2 separate regions of the Homo sapiens genome follow, and region 2 is linked to region 1. The links are chromatin loops, found by intact Hi-C in ENCODE. Cell type or tissue: heart right ventricle. All regions are shown on one strand. Each heading gives the region's core, and the rest is flanking DNA. Links, peaks and the distances in the headings are about the cores only.

Region 1 (5,374 bases), core at 84-5,083:
GTACCACAGTGGCCTACATGTCTTGTGCAGCCACCATGCTAAATTCGAAGCTCCTTCCGGTATCAGTTTCTTAGGGTTGCCATAATAAAGTACCCCAAACTCAGTGGCTTAACACAACAGAAATTGGCGATCTCACATTTTTGGAGGCTGGAAGTCAGATCAAGCTGTGGGCAGGGTCAAGCTTTCTCTGAAACCTATAGGGACAAACACTTTCTTGCCCTTCCTGGCTTCTGGTGGCCACCAGCATCCTTGGCCTTCCTCAGCTTCCAGCTGCAGCACTCCAGGCTCTGCGTTCCTCGTCACGTGGCTGTCTACCTGTGTGTCACTCTGGCTTCCCATGACTGTCTCCTTAGAAGGGCATCAATCGTATTGGATTAGGGGCCCACGCCTCCAGTATGTCCTCATCTTAACGAATTACATTTGCAGTGGTCCTATTGCCAAATGAGGTGGCACTGGCAGTTAGAACTTGGAAAAAAAAAAACTTAAATATTTTTGGGCCAGGCGCAGTGGCTCACGCCTGTAATCCCAGCACTTTGGGAGGCCGACGTGGGCAGATCACCTGAAGTCAGGAGTTGGAGACCATCCTGGCCAACATGGTGAAACCCTGTCTCTACTAAAAATACAAAAATTAGCCGGGCGTGATGGCGGGTGCCTGTAATCCCAGCTACTCGGGAGGCTGAGGCAGGAGAATCGCTTGAACCTGGGAGGCTGAGGCAGGAGAATCGCTTGAACCTGGGAGGCTGAGGCAGGAGAATCGCTTGAACCTGGGAGGCTGAGGCAGGAGAATCGCTTGAACCTGGGAGGCTGAGGCAGGAGAATCGCTTGAACCTGGGAAGCTGAGGCAGGCGAATCGCTTGAACCTGGGAGGCTGAGGCAGGAGAATCGCTTGAACCTGGGAGGCAGAGGTTATGGTGAGCCGAGATCGCACCGCTGCACTTCAGCCTGGGTGACAGAGCAAGACTCTGTCTCAAAAATAAATAAATAAATAGTCTTTTGGGAGGAACAATTCATTCCATACCACCTCCCTTCTGACAGCTAAACCTTGGTTACTCATATTATCTTGATGGGCCTCCCTCCTTCTCTCGGAAACAGTTCTCTTGCAGAATCCCAGACATGTCGAATGATTGTCCGTGGACCCATCTGATGTTGGTGCTCACAGAATCTGATTGCTTAGAAGGCCTCGGGCAGGTGGGGAATTCAAATAAACATCCCTGCATACAGCTCTTTCAAAACTAAAATGCTCATGGGCAGGTCTTGTTCAACCAGGATATTGTGGTACACTTCCCTCCTTACTTGGACAAAAGGGCAGTTCCTCATGCTGGACAGAGAAAGCACTGGGCAAACGAATCACTATTCCCTGGTCTCTGGTGGTCTGTCTCTTAGCCTGAACTGTCAGAGAGGAGCTAGACCACTTAAAACTGCGAATGCAACTATCTTGTCTGGTTTTCCCTGGGCAGTCTTGGGAATGTGAGTGAGCATCAATGTGGGAATGGATTCCCTTGAGATGCACACAGCAGCCTTGCACAACAGAGCTGCTGGAAAAACACCTGCCAGGTTGAATCAAACACCAAATGACCCCCGGGTTCTCTAGAGTTACTTGATTGAATGCAACAAATATTGATCCAGCAGCTCCTGTGGGCCGGGCCTAGGCTGAGCTCCCGGGGAATGAGGGGTCAGATCTTGGAGCTCACAGGACATAGTGAAAAGGGCTGTATGGGGGACAGTGGACACCTTTGGTGCACAGAGGAGCCTTCCTGAGGGAGGCCATTGTCATTTCTGTCATTGAAACAATGCTCAGAAAGACCTTAGCACAGTGCCTGGCTCTATACATGTGATTTATATTAATAATAATTATCTCCATCAGCAGCAAGTCTTCAAGCTCCTTAGAAAAGGAATGGCTGCAGCATTTCTCAACTGGGATTCTGTGAATAAATGAAACCCTACAGAAAATGACACCAGTGACTTTTCTCAGTCCTCCCAGGAATGACACCATTCTACAGGCATGGGAAAGAAGTTGATTCATTACAAACAGGGGCTGTCCCCGAATGTTAGGGCTTAATTCTTTCTGGAAGTCAGTTAAGAAAGGCTGGTGGGGAGTTTATTTAGGTATTTAATGAATACCTGTTTGATATCTGCGGGCATTGTTCTAAGCCCTACACTGTCCAGTTCGGTAGTCATGATCCAACCACATGTCCATTGAGCATTTGCAATGAGTCTTATCCAAATTGTGATGTACTCTAAGTATAAAACACACACTGAATTTCAAAGATTTAGTATAATGAAATGTAAAATTTCTCATTAATAATTTTTATATTGAATTTTATGTTGAAATGACCATACTTGGATAGATTGGGCTAAATCAGAGGTTGACAAACTTTCCCTCTGAAAGACTGGATAGTAAGAATTTTCAGCTTTGTGGATCACCTGGTCTCAACTATGCAACTACTCAACTCTGCCATTGCAGTGCAAAATCAGCCATAGACAATATAAAAACAAATGGGCATGGCTTGTTCCAATAAAACTTTATTTAAAAAAAACAGATGGTGGGCCAGATTTCCCCCACAGGCTGTATAGTTTGCTGATTTCTGTGTTAAATAAAATATTAAATATATTAATTTCACTTATTTCCTTTACTTCTTAAAATATGGCTACCAGAAAATTTCAAATTACATTTTGGCTTATATTATATTCCTATTGGACCAGACTGGTCTAAGAACTTTACAAATATTAACTCTGGGGGATGATGCTTTTACCCTGGCAGAGGGGTGTGTGTGTGTGTGTGTGTGTGTGTGTGTGTGTGTGTGTGTGTAGGCTGAGATGTGTGAATTCCAACGACAGCCTCAAGTGAGTGTGGAGTTGGCTCCCTGGCCTGGCTTCACCACTGCTGAGTGTGGAGCCCAAGTGCAGACTGGCTTGTGGAGGTTTCCTGCGGGTATCTGGAACTGTCTGAGCCCTTTCTCTTTCTAGGTTCACCTCTGGACTAAAGGTAAGTTCCCCAAAAGGCCACCGGGTGGTGATGTCGGACCACAAGCCATGGTGGTTGGCTCACTGGAAACCTGAGCTCTCCACCTGGCTCTGCCATTCGCTGTGTGGCCTTGGACCTCAGTTTCCTCACCTGTAAACAGGATTAGACTAGACTGAAGAGAGCACGAACTTTGAAGGCAGGCAGACCGGGATTTTAATTCTGCCTCCCCCAGGGCCCCATTGTGGCTTTCACGGGCATTAGGCACCTTTGCCTTTATAGATCCTTTCCCCCATAAAAAATATTAAAATTGTATTTTACAACTATATTGGTATAAAGACAAACATGTTATTATTATTATGTTAATTTTTTCTTCATCCCCAAAGTTCATGTTTTTCTTTCTGATTCTGAAAGAAATTAACACATTTCCATGGGCCCTAGGCACAGTGCTGTGCCTAATGGGTGAGTCACCTGGGTTCAATACTCCCCAGCTGTGTGCCCTCGGGCAAGTTGTTTAACTTCTCTGGGCCTCACTCGCCTCGCCTATAAAATGGAGATGACATCAGACTCCACCTCGCTGCTGCGGTTGGAATTCAGTGAGATGGCCCACGCCACTGCCTCTTAGCACACAGCCTGGCACACAGCAGCCCTTAGCAAATGGCAGCCATTACTTATTATTACCTTTAAGGATATTTTCAGCTCTAGCCTCTAGGAAACTGTGAAAAGATCTCAGGAGCGGGAATCTCAAAGTAATGATAACTCGGAAAAATAAAACTCCCAGGGTATTTGGTGGTAGAGTTTCCCAGAGCATAGAGGGGCAGCAGGAGGAGTTTCTGTAAATGACCAACCTCCTCCCACCTGCCATCGGAAGACGCATTTGAGGCAGGGACATGGGCTGGTATGACCCAGCCAGAAGCTGAGCAGGCCGAGGAATATGTGCCAGGCAGGGAGACCCCTGGGAAAGAGCTGAGTGCGTGTGTATGTGCACGTACACACACACACAAACCTGCATCCATAGATTCTTGTTTCCTCAAATTCCCTTATTTTGATTTAATTTTAGTAGCTTCCCTGAATCCCAAAGATTGACGCCACTGTTGCCAGGGTCTTGGGGACCGTGGGGACCCGCTCCTCCTTTGAAATATGGCCCATGGGCAAGTGACATGGGGATGCTGGCTCCTTCAGGATCATTCAGGTGGAAGCCCGCCCTGATCAGGAGACTCAGCAGCTGATGCAAATGTGAGCCTCTCTCAGCTGCCCTGCTTTCCACCCTCACGCCTGCCTGGGCTGGGTGCCTTTCCTCTTTCCGGGAGGGACGAGGGATGTGGCCCCCAGTTTGTCGCCCTTTCCTGGTTTGGCAACTACTCTTTATACTTGCCCTCTCCAGCCCAAGGGAGAGATAGGAGCAGGGTTGCTGAATTGCAGAAGCTCCCTTCACCCACCCCACCCCCAGCAGGGTCAGGGAGAAGGTCACTGGGGGAGGGTTTCTGTATTTGTGGCAGGAAAGTGGTGTTGACAAGGAAAAGGATGTCACAAGGACTGGAAGCAGGGGCGTCTCCATCCTCAGGGTTACCTGCCAAAATATTTGCCGTGGTGAATGACAAAGAAATGGAACCCTGGCATGATTCCTTGTGTGGCAAAAATTCATTCTGAATAACTAAGCTCGAGCAACCTGCACACCCAGACTTAAAGCGGCCTACCCTTTAACAGAGCAAGCCCTGTTAATACAAATATACAAGTAAGGGAATTTAATTTATCGAGGGCTTACTAAGCATCAGGCACATCCTCCATGCCTTATATCCATCATCTTATTTAAACTTTACCTATGAGGTTGATTCTCTTATTATCTCTGTTTTACACACAAGGAAACTAAAGGTAAGTAGCCTGCTCGAGGTCCCACAGCTGGTAGGTGGTAGAGACTATGGCTCCAAAGTGAGCCTGGTCCTTGCTACCATGCTACACCTCGCCTCACCAAGGGGGACTGGGAGAGTGATTTCAAATCTGGGCCTCAGATCATGTGCCTTGGAATCAACCGGGGGACTTGTTGAAATTGCAGGTTCCTGGGCCCTGGCCCAGACTCTGGGAGACTGGGACCTGGGAATCACCATGGTAACTGGTTCCCTGGGATTCCAGTGCACACCAAGGTTTAGACTCTTTTTTGTTCGTTTGTTTTTTTTGTTTTGTTTTTGAGAAAAGGTCTTGCTCTGTTTCCCAAGCTGGAGTGCCATGGTACGATCACAGCTCACTGCAGCCTTGACTTTCCAGGCTCAAGTGATTCTCCTGCCTCAGCCTTCTGAGTAGCTGGGACTACAGGCATGCACCACCATGCACAGCTAATTTTTTTATTTTTTGTTCAGATGGGGTCTTGCTATGTTACCCAGGCTGGTCTCAAACTCCTGGGTTCAAGTGATCCTC
Region 2 (5,372 bases), core at 373-5,372, 110 kb after region 1:
GTTGTTTGTTCCCAACAATATTCTCCTTTGGGAGAAGTCTCGGCTCAGTCTCATTGCCTCTCTGGGGTCTGGCATGGAAAGCAGTCAAGAGATGTGGCCTGGCCAGGTGCAGTGGCTCACGCCTGTAATCCCAGAATTTTGGGAGGCTGAGGCGGCTGGATCACCTGCAGTCAGGAGTTTAAGACCAGTCTGGCCAACATGGCAAAACCCCTTCTTTACTAAAAATACAAAAAGTTTGCCAGGCATGTTGGTGCACACCTGTAGTCCCAACTACTCAGGAGGCTGAGGCACAAGAATTGCTTGAACCCGGGAGGTGGAGGTTGCAGTGAGCCAAGATTGCGCCACTGCACTCCAGCCTGGGCAGCACAGCAAGACTCTGTCTCAAAAAAAAAAAAAAAAAAAAAAGAAAAACAAATGTGACTGCTCCTAGCTGCTGCTTCAGAAGCCAGCCCTGAAGCTCTGCTGGGGTCTGCCCAGGCATCTTTTAAAGGGATTGCTTACTGGCCAGGGGCTATACCTGCCTTCAAACACATTTTGGGTCTAATATTTATAATAAATGCTGAATGTAGGCCCCCTTATTTACTTTCCAAGCCCTGGATATTGTTCTTAGGACCATGGGTTGCTTAGGTAACTACCACCGTTCTAAAATGGTGGCTGCAGATTTTAACACGTGCAGGCCCCAGCCTTCTGCTTTGGAGGAGCCATCACCTTTCAGCTCTTCCAGCATCACCCTTCAACCACAGACTGGACCTTCTCATCAGCCTTTTCTCCCTCCCCAACCCCAAACTGGGTGCTGTTCTTGCAATTTCTCCATTTCCTGAAAGGAGACAAAAAAGTAGAGGGTTTTTTTTAGAGGGACGGGGCTGGTCACAGATAGGGCAGTGGAGATATCCTCAAATTACCTGCCAGGTGACAGTCCTGGGGCTGGCTCTTCTGGTGTCCCCAGCTGCCGCAGGGCTCTGGGGCCCAGTATTTGCTCCCTGGGGCTGGTACCAACCAGGGTGTGGACTTGGGGTTGCCTGTGCTGGCAGTGGGAGGAGAGTCTTGTGACCATCATCAGCCTAGTCTGGCAGAGGGACAGAGGGAGAGGACAGGTGACTGCTCGGGTCTCCTTTCAGCAACAGGACAGTCCCTCTCTCTTGGCTCCTGGAGGAACCTTCCCTTCATTGGTTTCTGGATCTTAGGGTCTTTAAATCCTCAAGGCAATGAACAGGCATCTGAGGCCATACCAGGAGCTGCAGCAGGGGGTGGAAGAAGGAAGAGTTCGTAGGGGCAGTAAGGGGGTAACAATTCCAATGACCAAAGGCCAAAGCTGGCTGGGTCGGGGGCAGGTGACTTCCTGAAGGACAACTGGAAAGGTGGCTGCCAAGACAACCCCTCCCCAAAGCTCTCAGGCCAGACGTGATTTGAATTCAGAAGCGTTTCGACCTGGAAAGGTATCACAGTGTGTATACCATGTATCATGTGATGCCCTCTGCAGGGTCTGGGGCCACCACACATGGTCAAATAAATGCATTTGTATTTCTGCCATGCAATGTATGTGTAGCCACAGTAAGTGGGACAAAAGCTGTAAGCCTCACCTTAGTTCAGATTAAGCATTGGCGCTGGATGAAGATACTTGGTTTCCAGTTGTTTTTTTTTTTTAGGATTTCAGATAAGGGATGGGAGCCTGCTTTCTAGGTCCGGCTCTCCTGCCTTGGGGGTGGGCTGAGGAGGCATTTTTTTCTTCCAGCATGGAAGGCGCAGCATATAGATAGGTCCATAGATCCCTCTTGTGCCTAACTATGTAAGTAGCAGGTCCTGATTTTTATTTAATAATTATTAGTGTTACCAAAATGATGCTCTGTCACTTTAAAAGAAATCAAACAAAAAGATTGCTTAAAAAAGGAGAGTCTCCTACACCCTCTGCACAGCCCCACCCTTCCCCCATCAGTCAGTCCATTGGGGTTTCTGTGCATTTGCACACATACATACGGGTAAGCAGTGTAAAACTGGTTGGCTTTGTGGATTTTTTTTTTATAACACAATTGGGGCTATGCTAGACATTACTGTTGCCCACTCCTCCTGCTCTTTTCCCTGGAGCTCTTCTAGGTCCAAACCCACAGAGCCCTCAGGTTCCTATAACAGGGATGCAGAGTCCTCCAGAGAAAACGGGGTACAAATCTCTTTGTAAGGACCTCTTTGAACCCCCAGGAGAAGGTCTCTGAATTTGAAGAAAGGATTTAAGGCCCCTCCAGAAACGGGCTGCTTTATTACAGGGTCGTTATCCCCTCCCCAAAATCTCCCTTCCTGGGGCCCTGGAGCCATTTTTTTAGGAGGGAGATTTCTAAGATCACTTCCAAGGAAAGTTTCCTCCGTCATTTAAATACAGTTCAGAAATGCTGGGTGAGACAAAGTTAAACAGCATGGCTCCAGCTATAACCCCCAGACAAGCAGGGGAATGACTGAAGGAGAAAAGATGTCCTCCAGTAGCTGCTGGCAGAGGGGTGGGTGCTGGGGCAGGGGACCAGGCTGTCTTGCTGTTCCCTGGGTGATGGGGGTGGTTTTGATGGTCTAGGAAAGGGCTTTTAGTCTTTTTTACCATTGTCTGGTGCACTGCCCCCAGAGTTCCTGCCCGAAACGGGTGTGCTTATGTCCTTCCCAGGTCCCCTTTACTGACTGCTGCATCCACCCCCCACCTGCTGGGTTGGCTGCCCAGTTGAGCCACCCTCAGATGACTGGAGGTGCCTGCGAAGCTATACCTTTTCTCCTCTTATGTCCAAGTGTTGCCAGATAAAATACAGGATGCCCAGTTAAATGTTAATTTCAGATAAACAACAAATACATTTTTAGTATAAAGATGTCCCACTCATTGTTTATCTGAAACTCAAATTTAACTGGGAATTCTGTATTTTTGCTTGTTTTTGCAGAGAAAAAACAAACAAGATAGGTGTGGTCCACAGCTCCCTCTTGTGCCTAACTACGTAAGTAGCAGGTCCTGATTTTTTATTTAATAATTATTAGTGTTACCAAAATGATGCTGTCACTTTAAAAGAAATCAAACAGCCGGGCACGGTGGCTCACACCTGATCCCAGCACTTTGGGAGGCCGAGGCAGGCAGATCATCTGAGGTCGGGAGTTAAAGACCAGCCTGACCAACATGGAGAAACCCTGTCTCTACTAAAAATGCAAAATTAGGCCAGGCGCAGTGGCTCACTCCTGTAATCCCAGCACTTTGGGAGGCCGAGGCAGGCAGGTCATCTGAGGTTGGGAGTTAAAGACCAGCCTGACCAACATGGAGAAACCCTGTCTCTACTAAAAATGCAAAATTAGCCAGGCGTGGTGGCGCATGCCTGTAATCCCAGCTACTCTGGAGGCTGAGGCAGGAGAATTGCTTGAACCCAGGAGGTGGAGGTGGAGGTGAGCAGAGATCGGGCCATTGCACTCCAGTCTGGGCAACAAGAGCGAAACTCCGACTCAAACAAAACAAAACAAAACGAAAAACAAAAAACAAATTAGCCCCGTGTGATGGTGCATGCCTGTAATCCCAGTTACTTGGGAGGCTGAGGCAGGAGAATAGCTTGAACCTGGGAGACAGAAGTTGCAGTGAGCTGAGATTGTGCCATTGCACTCCAGCCTGGGCAACAAGAACAAAACTCTGTCTCAAAAAAAAAAATCAAACAAAAAGATTGCTGAAAAAATGAAAGTCTCTTACACCCTCTGCACAGCCCCACCCTTCCCCCATCAGTCAGTCCACTGGGATTTCTGTGCATTTGCACACATACATACGGGTAAGAACTCCTGGGTTCAAGCAATCCTCCTGCCTCAGCCTCCAAAAGCACTGTGATTACAGACATGAGCCGCCGTGCCTGGCCTATCCTATATTTTTATTTGCTAAATCTGGCAACCCTATAGGTAGCAGCCAATGACACCTATAGAAGGCTTGGCCCCCTTGCCTCAAAGCCTAGAAGCTTCCTTAGTATCATTTATGCTCCAGGACTCCCCATGGGATCCAGCTGAGGCTAGACTCAGCTGAATCTGTTACTGAAACACCAAGTGTTGCTTCTAGGTCCTGCTGCTCACCAAAGAGAAAGCTAATCACTGAAACAATGAATATTGCCAGGGAAGAAGGCTTTCTTTGAGAGCTGCTGCTGTGGACATGGGAGATCAGTCTCAAATCCATCTCCCTGACTGACTAAAATTAGGAGTTTATACAGCAGAAATATAACAAATGCAGGAAAACAGGAATCAGGGAAGGATAAGGAAGGGGAGTTGGTCAACAGAAAGCAGGTCGTGGGAGACAGGCAGTCATGAAGGGTGAAGGGTCTGGACTGTCATTGTCCAAATGCAGTGATCTGGTGAGTTTCAGCTCCTTGATACTACCTGGGAAGCCTCATGGTTGGTTTACTGAGAAAGGAACTCAGATAAGACAAATGTAACTTCTCAAATTTTAAGATGAGAAGGTCAATCTCTACATATACTCAAAAGAAACCGTAAGCATCAGTTCTGTGGGATGATTGGACCGGTTTCAAATCCACATCTTTGCTTGGCTTCTTCTCCTGCCCTATCTTGCTTCCCTCCTCCCTTACAGATTTCACTTGGGGGCCATCTCCCAGTAAATCACTTCCGTGAGGGTCTCTCTCTCAGGCTTGGCTTCTAGGGATTCTAAAGCACTGCCTGCTTTTCAGAGTTTCTTGTTTGGAGATGACGCTTGAGTTGATGACACTTGAGTTGCCTCAAAGGAGCAGCTCCCAGACTGGTCTTCCACATGGGAGGGATGGAATGCAGCTTTTTAGGCTCTGGAGCCTCTCACCACCTTAGATAAATGACTTAGCTTCATTTTCTTCATCTGTGAAAAGTGGTAATTATAGTGACATTGCATGGTTGATGGAATAATGTGAGCAAGTTAGCTGGTACTTGGCAAATCTCCCTAAACTATGTGATCTTATTCTCGAAACAGAAACAATGGCTACAGTTCCATAGGTTTTAACTTCTGATCATTTTCACTTCCTTTGTCCTATCTCCACAATCTGCTGACATAGGGGGTGTTTTCCATTAAATCAATGGAGAACAGGGGGACTGGAATCTCACTTGGACCCTTCTCTCTTGCCTTTTCTTCCCCAAGTTGAGAAAGCTCCTCAGCTTTAGAAAAATCCATTTGGCACCAATAAGTAAGGCAGGGAGGGGAGCCACACAGCAGAGGGGAAGTGTGGACTTAACTCATTCTTGGCTGCCGTACCTTTCAGGGACATAAAATAGAGACCGACCCCAACAACTTTGCTCTGAAACACAGAGGGTACCTGAAATGGTCCTCTTAAGAACTAACTGGCTCCACCCAATGCAGTACAGGGTAACTTTCATAAAGACTGAGGCAGCTAACCTGGGCAACATAG

Evidence for each region. A loop is a pair of places that touch in the nucleus more often than their neighbours do. Peaks named below come from ENCODE experiments on the same cell type or tissue, not always from the same donor. Only the 100,000 strongest peaks of a DNase experiment are listed, where the experiment ranks them.
Region 2: a loop joins it to region 1, with 8 times the contacts of the local background. A loop is called at or near these places in 107 of 110 quality-filtered maps.

Annotation. Positions count from the first base shown.
Region 1 is chr3:58,184,881-58,190,254 of GRCh38, forward strand. LOC124909386 (a long non-coding RNA gene) reads left to right here. Exons shown (of 2, transcript XR_007095929.1): 1 at 1-1,188; 2 at 1,868-2,615. Among named protein-coding and RNA genes, the nearest start is that of FLNB-AS1, 17 kb to the left of the region's middle. In heart right ventricle, for the core only: a CTCF peak has its summit at 3,010 (motif pointing right); DNase peaks (open chromatin) are centred at 3,021 and 4,427; H3K27ac peaks cover 1,727 bases.
Region 2 is chr3:58,297,358-58,302,729 of GRCh38, forward strand. No RefSeq gene overlaps it. Among named protein-coding and RNA genes, the nearest start is that of RPP14, 6.2 kb to the right of the region's middle. In heart right ventricle, for the core only: a CTCF peak has its summit at 2,932 (motif pointing left); no DNase peak of the experiment used is centred there.